Regions from separate parts of the Mus musculus genome. Here region 2 is linked to region 1. The links are chromatin contacts, found by Hi-C or POLR2A ChIA-PET in ENCODE. All regions are on one chromosome and are shown on one strand. Each heading gives the region's core, a stretch centred on a gene start or an enhancer-like site at or near the end of the contact. The rest is flanking DNA. Distances are from core to core; before and after follow the strand shown.

Region 1 (5,497 bases), core at 1,765-4,264:
TGGTCAGGCCCCAGTGACTCAGAATTCATTTTTTCTTTTTTTAGTTTTTAGTTTTTTAGATAAATTGGGTAGGCACAAGTGTTAGTGCATGGAGCTCGGACATGGCTTTTTATGGTAGAGCTGCAGAGTTTGATAGCTACAGTGACTGTAGCTATCAAATCCTAAGGTATTTTTTAGTCCCCTTGCCTGGCTCCTGACCAATAGCCAAACCCGCAAAAGTGCATTGTTTGGATAACATAGTCTCTGTGCTGTGATTCAGCTAAGAGTTTAAGAACTCTAAGAAAGCAGTTTGTGTTCAGGTATGCGTGACCAGCATCTCCCAGGAGAAGCCATCTTTTAAACCAACTCTAGAGAAGGCAGGCCTCTTACTGAAGACGGAGCAGGGACTAATGGCCCCTCAGTAGGCATTGGCGTTGGCTGTGGACATTTTGGGAAGGAGCTCTTCCAGAGCCTTCAGTTTCAGCGTTTGTAGCCGACAGATGAAAGTTTGTATGAGTCCATGTGTTCACTTACAAACACCCTGAGGTGTCCCTGGATGCCTTCCGTGGCCCCTTCTCAGGTTACAAACTTCCTGGACCTGTAGCAGCCTCAAGGAAGCCAGACACAGCAAACTGGAAGGGTGCTATACCCTGCCAGCCCCACCCTGGTACAAGACTTGAGGACTGGCACATATGTCTGTCACCCACTCCGTGGTCAACCAGGGCAACTTAGTGAGACTCTTGACTCCAAAAACATAAAATTTTTAAAATGAAGGAAAGGTTGAACTTATAGCTCAGTGGCAGGGCGCTTCCCGGATGTGTGTGGGTCATGGGTTCACCCTCAGCATTGCCAGACAAATGCTCATCTAGAGATTGACTGGCCTCTGGATTGCCAGTTGGAGGCCTTAAAGAGGGGAAAGTCTATACTGTGGACTCATGTCTCAGCTATGGCCAGTGAGACTCTCTCAGCATCAGTGACTTCGTCTCCAAAGCTGGGCAAAGTCCTGGAATTTGCCAGCAATCCTTGGGCCTCAGCCGCTCCTCTAGAGAGAGGAGAGGGTGATGTGTTGCAAAGCCTCTCCTTAGGACACTGCATCTCTGCTGGCTGAGCCTCTTGGTAATGGTTTCTGCTGATGCTGAGGTACAGTTGGGTCTGGTAGATCCGAAGCCCCTATGGGAGCTCTGTCCCTCAGTCACTCCTGGAAGTGAGGGCTGGGCCACTAAGGTTATGGGCCAATGAGCACTCTTCCCTTGAGTGCTTGAGATGTTGCCAAAGGTCCCTTTGTAACTCCCCTCCCCCAAGGAAGCCTCTCAGACCAGAGGTGCACTGCATCTATAGATCCAGATCCTGGAGGGGGTGGCTGCTAAGATGGTGACGATAAAACTGTTGCAGACACATAAAGCTTTGCTTTCTGTTTTTTGTGTGGGCACTGTCCTGGTGGGGGGAAATCAGATGTCCTTGAATGGGTTTATTAGAGGGGTTCATTGTCTTGCCACACCCTTGGCGCCTGAGCGGGAAGAGAGGCTGACAGTGGTAAGAGAGGAAGTCTCAGACTCAGTCTGGGCTGGGTTTGAGTCTTTCTGGGGCTAATAGCTATGACTGCCACTGAGGGTTGTTACACGAGCAAGTTAGAGAACAGAAGAACGAGGAGCCCTTGAACATGAACAGGTGACATATTTGCAAACTCAATGAAGACTGTGAAGAATGTGGGAGCAGAGGGGTGGCTTTGGCTTCTGTTCTATATGAGTTTAGTACAAAAACCATTTCTCAGCTGGCCGTGGTAGTCCAGGCTTGCCATCCCAGCACTTTGAAGGCAGAGACAGGAAGGTCATGAGTTAGAGTTAGCCTGGGCTTCATAGTGAGAGCCTGTCTGTTGTCCTCCCCTGTTTCTCTCTGCTTTTGGGACAGTAGCTTATGTGTCTCACTCTGCTCCTTTGAAGCCTCACTTCTAATTACTTTTAATTAGTTCATGTTGCTTAATTAAAAAGTGATGAACTTGGGGACCTGCCTGGTCAGATGTGTTACTCAGAGCTCTGGCGGGGCCTGAGTGCCTACAGCCTGGAGAAGGACACCCGAGGGTGATGTCAGCGAGCTTCAAATTAAGAAGGGGGCAGGGAGGTGTTGGAGCTGGGGGATGATGACAATGGGTTCTTGTTTTAATTTGGAGCAGGAGTGAAAAAAGGCAGTGACACTCATCTGTGACGTTTGAAAAACCTTTGTGGGACACAGATGTTCAGGTAGAAGAAGGGTAGCCTATTTATAGAAAGACATGTCAAAGGAAGAAACAAGCCTGCTTCTTAAACAAAGAGAGACAATTAACCTAAGACCTTCCCTGGCTGCACACACAGTAGGGTAGATGCCTTGGAGGTCACGTGGGCCAGATGGTCCTGGGCAGCCCCACATGGAGGCTAGTCTAGTTCTCTATCCCACCCCTTCCTTGTGGGTGATGAGGGTGCCTCAGGGCTGTGCGAGGGCATTTTTCTGAGCTGGCTACTGGCTCATGCTCAACTTTCACTGAGTTTGGTCATCAGCGGGTTTCTCTGCTCTGACTACCTGAATTAGCATCTTTGTGTCTCCATTGGTCCTTGTAGAGCAGTGTTCTCCAAGCGCACTTAGGAAGGTGGTGGGCAGCAGGCCTTTCACCTGCAGATTTGGGTAATTGAGATGCAGCCACTGTGGAGCAGGGTATCAGCCTGCCTCTCCTTCACAGGGGACTCTGCTGTAATGGGGCGAAATCTCCTAAATCCAGACTGTGCACTTAGTGTCTCATATGTATCTTTTTCCTTCCTTCATTAATTAATTTATTTACTTTACCTTCTGATCCAAGCTTCCCTCCCCTTCTCTCCTCTCACTCCCACCCCCACCCCTCCCAAAAAAAGCAAACAGGACTGGTAAACTGTAGCTTCACAGTGGAGACAGCTGTCGGAAGCCACTTCAGGCAGACATACAAGGTCAGCATCTGTCATGGTGACTGGCAGTGTGTGCCATTGGCACAGGTTGAAGATGCCAGTCATCCCTAGGTTTTGGACCCAGACTCTTGGTGAAGGGATTGGAAAAACAGATCAGGCTGATTGCTATTGGCCTTGAAGTCTCCATCCCCCTCCTCAGCTCTCTAGTGCTGGGATTACAGGCTTGTCCTGCCACGCCTGACTGCTATTCTCTTAATTGTGATAAATTCATGTTGCTTGCGCAAGTGGCTCATAACAGGAAAGTGAGCCCAGGGTGTAGGGAAATTTTCTGTGCCATCTATGAAAGTCTTAAAATAATTTAAAATAAAAGTTGTTTTTAAAGGGAAATATGGCCCGAGGCAGATGGCGAGAAAGCTGCGCTGGCGGCCAGAAGGGATCGGAGCCAGCTGGAGCCACGAGTCAGGGCAGACTCTCAAAGCTCAGTTTCCTTGGATGGTATGTGTGTGAGAGGAGGTTGGGGCTGCCCCCTTGGCCTCTGAGCTGATGGTTTTCTTGCTTCCTCTTCAGCTCTCCATCTAGCCCTGAGGCCGACACCCTAAACTTCTGGGACCCCAGGAATGTGGGATTCAGAGAGGCCAGTTCGGCTGGAGACAGTTCCACACCAAGGATGCTTTTCCCAAGGACACAGTCCCTATCTTCTAGGTGCCTGGACTCCACACGTGCCGAGTGCTCCTGAAATGAAGTTCTAGAACCTACAGCCACTGGACAGGTCTCTAGTGGAAAAGCAATGCCTGTGAGTTTGCTTGGGCTGGCCTTGAACTCACTATATAGTTAAGTATGATCATGAACCTCTCATCCTCCTGCCTCAGGCTCCTGAGTGTTGGGATAACTGGTGTGTTTCCTAAAAGCAAGACTATTTCTTTACAGACTCCGGCATACGTTCAGAGCATGAAACTTGACCCTGATTGCATCCTGTTACTTGACTTGTAAACCTCACTCTGTTTGTGCCTGCCCATCAATGCCTTCTTAGTAAAGGAAAACCCTAGCACCATGGCTGCCTCTCTCAGGCCCCTCTGAGAGGAGGCTGCCCCTGAGTCTTTGTATTTTGTCTTTCAAGAAACACATGTTGGATGCTTTGTAAAATGTCAAAGATCCCATTGAAAATAAATTTATTTTTATTTTATTTTCTACACAATGAGTTTAAGGAAAATCTAGTAAGGGAGCCAGAGGAGCAAGCAGTTCACAGATAAAATCTTGAAGACACATGGGGGGAAATGGGCCAAGGAAGTGCTTTGAATCAATGGCAAAGTCACTCAGGGTCTTCACAGGGTAGGGCCCAGAGCAAGTGTCACGTCTGTCATCCTCCCTAGGGAGCTCCCTACTGCCAGAGCCTTTGCAGCTCCCATTAACAGGGCAACCTGGCTGTGGTGGCTCTGCACTGGCTGTCCCCATCGTGTGTGTGTGTGTGTGTGTGTGTGTGTGTGTGTGTGTGTGTGTATGTGTGTGTGAATGTGTGTACAAGGCTGACCCTAAGCCCCGTGAGAGTTGGCTGAAGGGTCAATAGTCCTGCCCGGTACAGGTCTCCCTGTTGAATGTCTGTGTCTATAACTGGTCCCTCCTGCCGCTTCAAGCTACAGAGAGGTGAAAGGACTGAGGGCCGAGGCAGGAGGCATAGAGCCAAGTTTAGGGGTTAGGATTCTAGCCAGAGGTGGGGCCACAGGTCTGGGAGAGTAAAGGGTGGCCATTGAGGTCATGTCACAAAGGGGGTCACCGTGTTGTGACCAAGGATTAGGGATTAAGGGGCGCTATAGTATGGGTATTTTTGGGTCCTGTTCTCAGAGGCACAGTGGGTACCATACTTGGAGGGCAGAGGAAGGTTAAGGGGAAGGATGGAAACCAGGTGAGGGAGTAGAGGTCAGGGAGGAAGGGAGGAAGGTCAGGGAGGGATAGAGGCTAGGGGAGAGATGAAGGTCAGAGGAAGGATGGAGGTTGGGGAGATGGAATCCAGGGAAATGCTTGTTGCACCCAGTCAGGGAGACTGCAGGCCTGGGTTGGAGCTTAGCCACAGCTCCTTGACCTGAAGCCCAGCTGTCTGGAGGGTGTTTTTATGGCCGTGGAGGAACACGGTGTGCTTGGCTCGCTCTTCTCACTTGTACTGTGTGATACCGCATGTGAAAAGCTGAGGCTGTGGAGAGCACCGCCAGAGACATAGGAGGTATGCTTGGAAGTGGTGACTTTTAGGAGGCAGAACCCTCTCCGTCCTTGGACTTGGGGGTGGCTGGGGTCAAGTGGGCCTAGGTTGGGTGGGAGACATCCACCTGTATCCAGGGTGACTTGGCTGGGTCATCCATAATCCTTACCCAGGAAGACCCACCTCCTGACGGTCCCTGGGACTCCAATCCACTTGGCCCCTCTAGCCAGTCTTCTCACACATCTTGTGTGCCCTGGGTAATAGCAATAACTTATGGGCTTAATCAGGCCCCACAGTCCCACCTAGGTGACCTTGACCTACTTGGAAGACTTTCCTGGGCTTCATAGTTCTCTCGGAAGAAGTGAAAACCCTGCAGGGCAGAGCCAGGACTCTCCAAGGCTGTGGGACACACCTTGCC
Region 2 (5,497 bases), core at 765-3,264, 45 kb after region 1:
GTGTCACTTTAGGGTGCAGTTTTCCTTACACCTGCAAAGCTTGTCCTCTTGGGACATTTCTCCATGGGACATAGACCATCAGGCACTGATGAAAGAGCATTGACCAATGAGGAGCCTGTTCCCTGCTCCGAGTGACTGACAAATTCTGAAGAAAATAACAGTTCGGAACCAGGATGTCCTTACCCACCTCCCTCGTTACCCCTCTAATTGGGAGAGCAGAATGGCGTAGGCCTTAGGCTCTAGGGCCTTGGTGACACCATTTCAATTGCCTCGAATTGGGTTCTACCACCATTTATTTTTAGGCTTTCCTCATCCCTTTAATTTCTGGCAAACGAGAAGGCTTTTCCACTTACAACATAACCAATTTTTTTCTTTCAAAACTAAACTTCTATCAGTGACTAAAAGCGGGTCAACTGACATCAACCCAGGGACAGGAAGGAGCTGAGGGAACTGATACTGTGCATGGGCCAGGTGCAACCCATACCTAAGGGTAGGCTCTCTGGAGCCCGCCTGCTGCTGAGGTCTTACCTTCCCATAGGCATCACTCTGGACCCATCATCTCAGACCAAGGACCTCTCAGTTTCAGCCCAAAGGGCTCCGTGCTCAGCTCAGCCCCAGCCCTCATCCATACTGGGAAGCAGTGGAAAGAGAAGGAGCTGGCTTGTTTGGGGCCCCGGTCTTAGCGGTCAGCAGACCTTTTCCTTTAGGACTTAAGCCTGATCTTGTGTCAGGCCTCTTAAGAGAGGCAGAGGTGGTGGCACTGATGGATAGGAAGAAGCAGAAGGCCTTGCCGTCGGCCTGAGTAGAAGGAGGCTGAGCTCCGAGAGCCAGTGCTTTGGAAACAGCTGGTCAAGAAAGGACAGCAAAAGCCCAGGCCTCTACTGGGCAAAACACATGCCAATTAACACCAGGGGACTTGGATGAAATGCCTGAAGATCCAGACAGAAAGAAGACACTTCAGAACTCCCCGAGTGCTCATAACCTCTGACCAGCTTTATGTCCCCATCCCTCTGCCTGGGCTCCCCTTCTGTAAGGCAGACCTAACTCCTTAGACCCTAAGTCTGTTTCTATACCATCTTCCTACCCTGAAATGTGAATGCCTGCCATGTACAGGGATTCCTGAGTCTCTGTGTATTGCCTGTTTCTGCTAGCTTGGCCTGTGCACTCTATCAAGTATCTGGCGACCTTGGGCCTTTGCTCCAGAACCCTAGTCCAGACTATGCAAGACTACTTCAGCACTTAGCAGCTCAGGAACTCAAAAGCCTTCTTGATCATTTGTGTCTCAAATTCATCCAAGAGGTTGAACCGAAGTCACTAAGAGTGAAGTCCCCTGGGTCTCCCTGGATTCTGTCTCTGGTCCTGGTGAACCCCACTCTGGGACTTAACATGGAAAATACTGATGCTGGCTGGTCCTCCCTCTCAAAGGAGTCGTTCCTTCCTTCCTGTGAGATGGTAAGAAGGTGGGAGAAGCGGGTGCTTCCTGCACCTATGGATGCGTGGGGAGCTCCTTCCTCAGACCTAGGCCCCAAGTCAGGCATGAGGTTCGTTCACCTCACTCCCAGGAGGCCTTTTATGATGAGAGCATCATCCGGCCCTTTAAGGGGTCCCTGCGTCACCTCAAGCCCCAAGCTGTTGTCACACCAGGATGGTCTTAGGTTAAAAGGCTCTACAAAGGTGGCCATGAGGAAACAGCTAGCAAGGGGCCAAGCAGACAGAACCCGGGTCCCCTAGCACGAGCTGTAGGAGGTGACAGAAGAGATCTACCTGAGAGAACTGCTGTCAGCAATCCAGCGATCCCAAGGAAGAGCCACATGTCTGGTGCTGTCTCCACTGCTACTCACGCCTGCCCATAGGAAGTGCCATCCTGGTTCCGGGAGACGGTTGTGCCACCGATGGCTTGTCTCACCCGTGGTGCCCTTTCTGTTCTTGTTCTCAGTGCCCTGTGTGCTGCGCACTCTCTCTCCTACACACAGGCCCAGCCTGTGAGTGTCTCACGCCTCTACCTTCTGCTTGTGGTTTTGGTCTCCAGGAAGCCAGGCTGTTGTAACAGGGGTGCTGTTACAGGGCTGTTGGGGTGGGGGAGCCAAGCTACCTTCCATAAGCCCACCAACCAAAGTGAACCCTAAGAATCACAGAGGCCATGTCCAATGAACGCATCCCTGAGGGTCTTCCAAGAAAGACAAAGAGGCTGTGCCTTCTTTCCTGGACACAAAGAGACAGCTCATTCCCAGAGATGCTCTAGTAACTGGTGCTAGAAGAGTGAATTAATGCGCCCCTGCTGCCCCTCCCACAGAATCCAGCTCTCATGGGGTTGCATTCCAAGGTTTGTGTTGTCCTTGGGAATGTGGTGACTAAGAGGCAGGAGGACAGAGTCTTGATGGACTCTTCTTTTGCGTGTGTGTATCGAGGGGTATGTCAGGTGTGCCGTGTGTAGTGTGTGTGCGTGTATGTGTATATATGTATGTGTGTGAATATGTGTGTGTGTGTGTTCATTCATGTGTGTGTATGTTTGTGAGAGAAAGTATGTGCATGTGTGTGCATGTGTGTGCAAGTGTGTGTGTGAGCATATGGTATGCGTAGTGTATATGCACATGTATGAATGTGTGTATCTATGTGTGTGTATATTTGTGCGTGTGTGTGTGTGTCTGTGTGTGTGTGTATGTAAGTTTGAAGCTGATGTCAGAGTAGTCTTCTTCAATTCAATTGTTCTCTGTTATTTATCGAGGTTGGGTCTCTCACTGTATCTAGAGCTCCTGATTCCACAAGTTTAGCTCGCCAGCTTACGCTGGAGGTCCCCATCTCTGCCTCCTAAGTGCTGGGATCTCAGGAGGCTGCCATACCTGCAGGGCTTTTGTGTAGGTCCTGACAGTCTGAGCTCTGCTTCTCATGCTTCTTTGGCAAACTACTGAACCATTTCCCCAGTCCTGGGGTGCACGTAGCAAGGGCCTAAGCTTTTCCAAAGGAAACCCCAAAGAATAGGGGGTCTCAGAGAAGGACTCCCCCCCACCTCCACGTGCCCCAACCCAGGTGGGAGTTGCACAGAGGTGCCAAAGAATCTGGATCCCATCTTTGAGGACTGCTCGCTGTTTGTGTCCTGGGCAAGAGGGCAAGCGGAGTTTCAGCAGATGGCTGTGCAGGGAGGCTGCTGGGGAAGGAAAAGATTCGGGAGGAAAGGGCTAGAGCGGGAAGGACCAGGCTGCCTAGGCGTGCTGAACCAGGCTAGAAAGTAGACTGTGCATTTAGCTCACCAATGAGCCCCCCCTCGTAACACATAGTAGGTGTTAAATAGGTTTTGTTGAGAGAATGTGGGAATGGATAATTTGTCTCTAAGCAGAACCCTAGAGTCTAGAAAGAGACTGGTTCCAGATTCCAGCCATGCCTCATACAACATTTTTTGGTACTCCACTTCCTCCATTCTAGCTTGTTTTCATTTCTCCACTTGTGTAATGGAGAGGATTTCTCCCACTAGTAGGAGTGTCCCACCAGCTGAGGGGGATATCTGATGTGGCAAATTGGGAAGCCATAGTGAATCAGGCTCCTCCCACAGTGAGACCCCGCCCATCTCAGAGGGAGAGAGGGACAGGACTCTGTCCTGGTACCGGCTGAGGGCGCCCTCTAGTGAAGAGTGTCTGGCAACACAAAGGGCCCCGGGGCATAGGCAGTTTTGTCGGGCTTCCAGATTCCACTCCACTCATCTCTGGAGGCTTGGGAGTGTCACTCCAAGGGAAGAAAAGAGATGAAACAACTTCCCTGCTTTCAAGAAGCATACATTCTCAAGAGTGAGATGGCTCCGTGGGTAAAGGTGCTTGGTGCCAAGTGTGATGGACTGAGTTCAATCCTTGGGACCCACGGACCCATGTCACATGGTAGAAGGAGGAAACTGACTTCTGCAAATCTCCCTCTGACGTCTGACCTCCACACATTCACCCACACAGACACGCACTAAAAAAAAAAAAAAAAAAAAAAAAAAAAATTAGTGGCTCCAAAACCAGAGTGGAAAGGGATTCTTCCCCAAAGACAAAAGAAAAAGACGGAATAGAAAGAAAGGGCTGGTTTCAGTGGCAGAGGGAGGTACAGGGGTAGGTGCTCCTGGTACAGGAACTGGGTACCTCAAGGCAGGACAGCAGAGGGTGAGTGTTATTGTGGCTAGAAGGACCAAGCCACTCATGCTTCGTGGGCGTGAAGCTCAGAGCAGGAAGCTAGAGGATGTGTCCAGTTGGATGCTCAAGTCAGTGAGGTCATTGTTTATTTTTAACTCTTAGAACCAAGACCTTTGGCTCTTGATTTTCAAGGGACACCAGTGGCTCTCTGTACTTGAGTAATGCAGGCATTTTCACTATCTCTCCATGAACTTGGCCCAGCAAAATGACAAAGGAATGGGTTTTAAAGCCCACAGAAGTAGTCCAACTCCGTGCATTGTGTCATGGCATGTGCACACCCCATTCCATGTGTGTGTGTATGTATATATGTGTGTGTGTGTGTGTGTGTATGCATATATACATATACATACATACATACTTACATGCATATTTAAGACAGGGTTGCTGAAGGTGAATCATGATGTGGAATTTAACACCATCATAGCTTCACAGAGACTAACATTGAAACCCAGTCACCCATCCTGTGCTTTAAATATGTCTTTCCCCACTTACAGTTTTGTACTAACATGCATGGGTCATCTGGAACAGACTGGTTCGCCAAATTAAGAATTATTTACCTCTATCAAATATCAATGCACTTTATTGCACAATATCAGGAAATCAAAGTCACTATATCTCTGACCCCGTCCAGGAACTTCAATTGCTGGGAATCTGTCTATATCATGGTGGCAGGGTTTTCTAAAACTCAGAGTTTTCACTTAAAAGCTCCAGTTCCATCAGTAGCAACAACGACCACCAGTTGTTTCCCTTGATGTGACAGGCTTGCTATTTTCCCATTCAAAACACTGCCTGACAGTTTCTTCAGTGTGAACAGTTATGGGTCCAAGTAAATTTAGCATTCTTTTCTTGAAGATTTATCTTATTTTATTATTTGTGTGTGTGAGAGGGGAGGAGAGGGAGGGAAGGAGAGGGAAAGGGAGAGAGAGAGAGGGAGAGAGAGAGAGAGAGAGAGAGAGAGAGAGAGAGAGAGAGAGAAAGAGAAGAGAAGAGAAGCTCATGGGTGCAGGTGCCCTTGAAGGCCTGAAGAAGGCTTTGGATGCCCTAAAGCTAGCTAGAGTTACAGGAAGCCGTGAGTCTCCTGCATGGGTGCTGGGAACTGAATTCCAGTCTTTTGCAAGAGCAACGAGCACTCCTAACCCTCTCAATGTCTTCAGTCCCCAAACATGACATTCTTTAAAAAGAAAAACAAATCCAGACAGTTCAATGGAAAAGTTCCAGAACAGAGAGAGAGTCAGGAGCTTGCCTAGATGTAGCCACTGAGCACAGCATTCTGAAGTGCTTAGTACTTTTATGTCAATTCAATAGAAGCTACAGCCATCTGAGGGGAGGGAGCCTCA

Evidence for each region. Hi-C counts contacts between places; a loop is a spot of excess contacts on that map. ChIA-PET counts read pairs that join two places held with the same protein, here RNA polymerase II (POLR2A).
Region 2: a map of T-helper 1 cell shows a loop between it and region 1 (2.1-fold over the local background). The contact joins the promoter of Cd6 here to the enhancer-like site in region 1. A Hi-C loop is called at or near these places in 2 of 37 maps with a recorded cell type or tissue (T-helper 1 cell and left cerebral cortex). POLR2A ChIA-PET finds 5 or more read pairs at or near these places in 1 of 5 experiments (Patski).

What each region holds. Positions count from the first base shown.
Region 1 is chr19:10,781,963-10,787,459 of GRCm38, forward strand. It overlaps A430093F15Rik (RIKEN cDNA A430093F15 gene), which reads left to right. Exons shown (of 4, transcript NR_027805.1): 2 at 1-1,119; 3 at 3,271-3,383; 4 at 3,456-4,081. Among named protein-coding and RNA genes, the nearest start is that of A430093F15Rik, 44 kb to the left of the region's middle. Within about 2 kb of position 3,015, at least 1 of the 3 ENCODE cell types and tissues checked has a DNase peak (open chromatin) inside an H3K27ac peak, as active enhancers do.
Region 2 is chr19:10,828,044-10,833,540 of GRCm38, forward strand. It overlaps Cd6 (CD6 antigen), which reads right to left and starts at 2,015. Exons shown (of 13, transcript NM_009852.3): 1 at 1,765-2,015. The coding sequence starts at 1,813.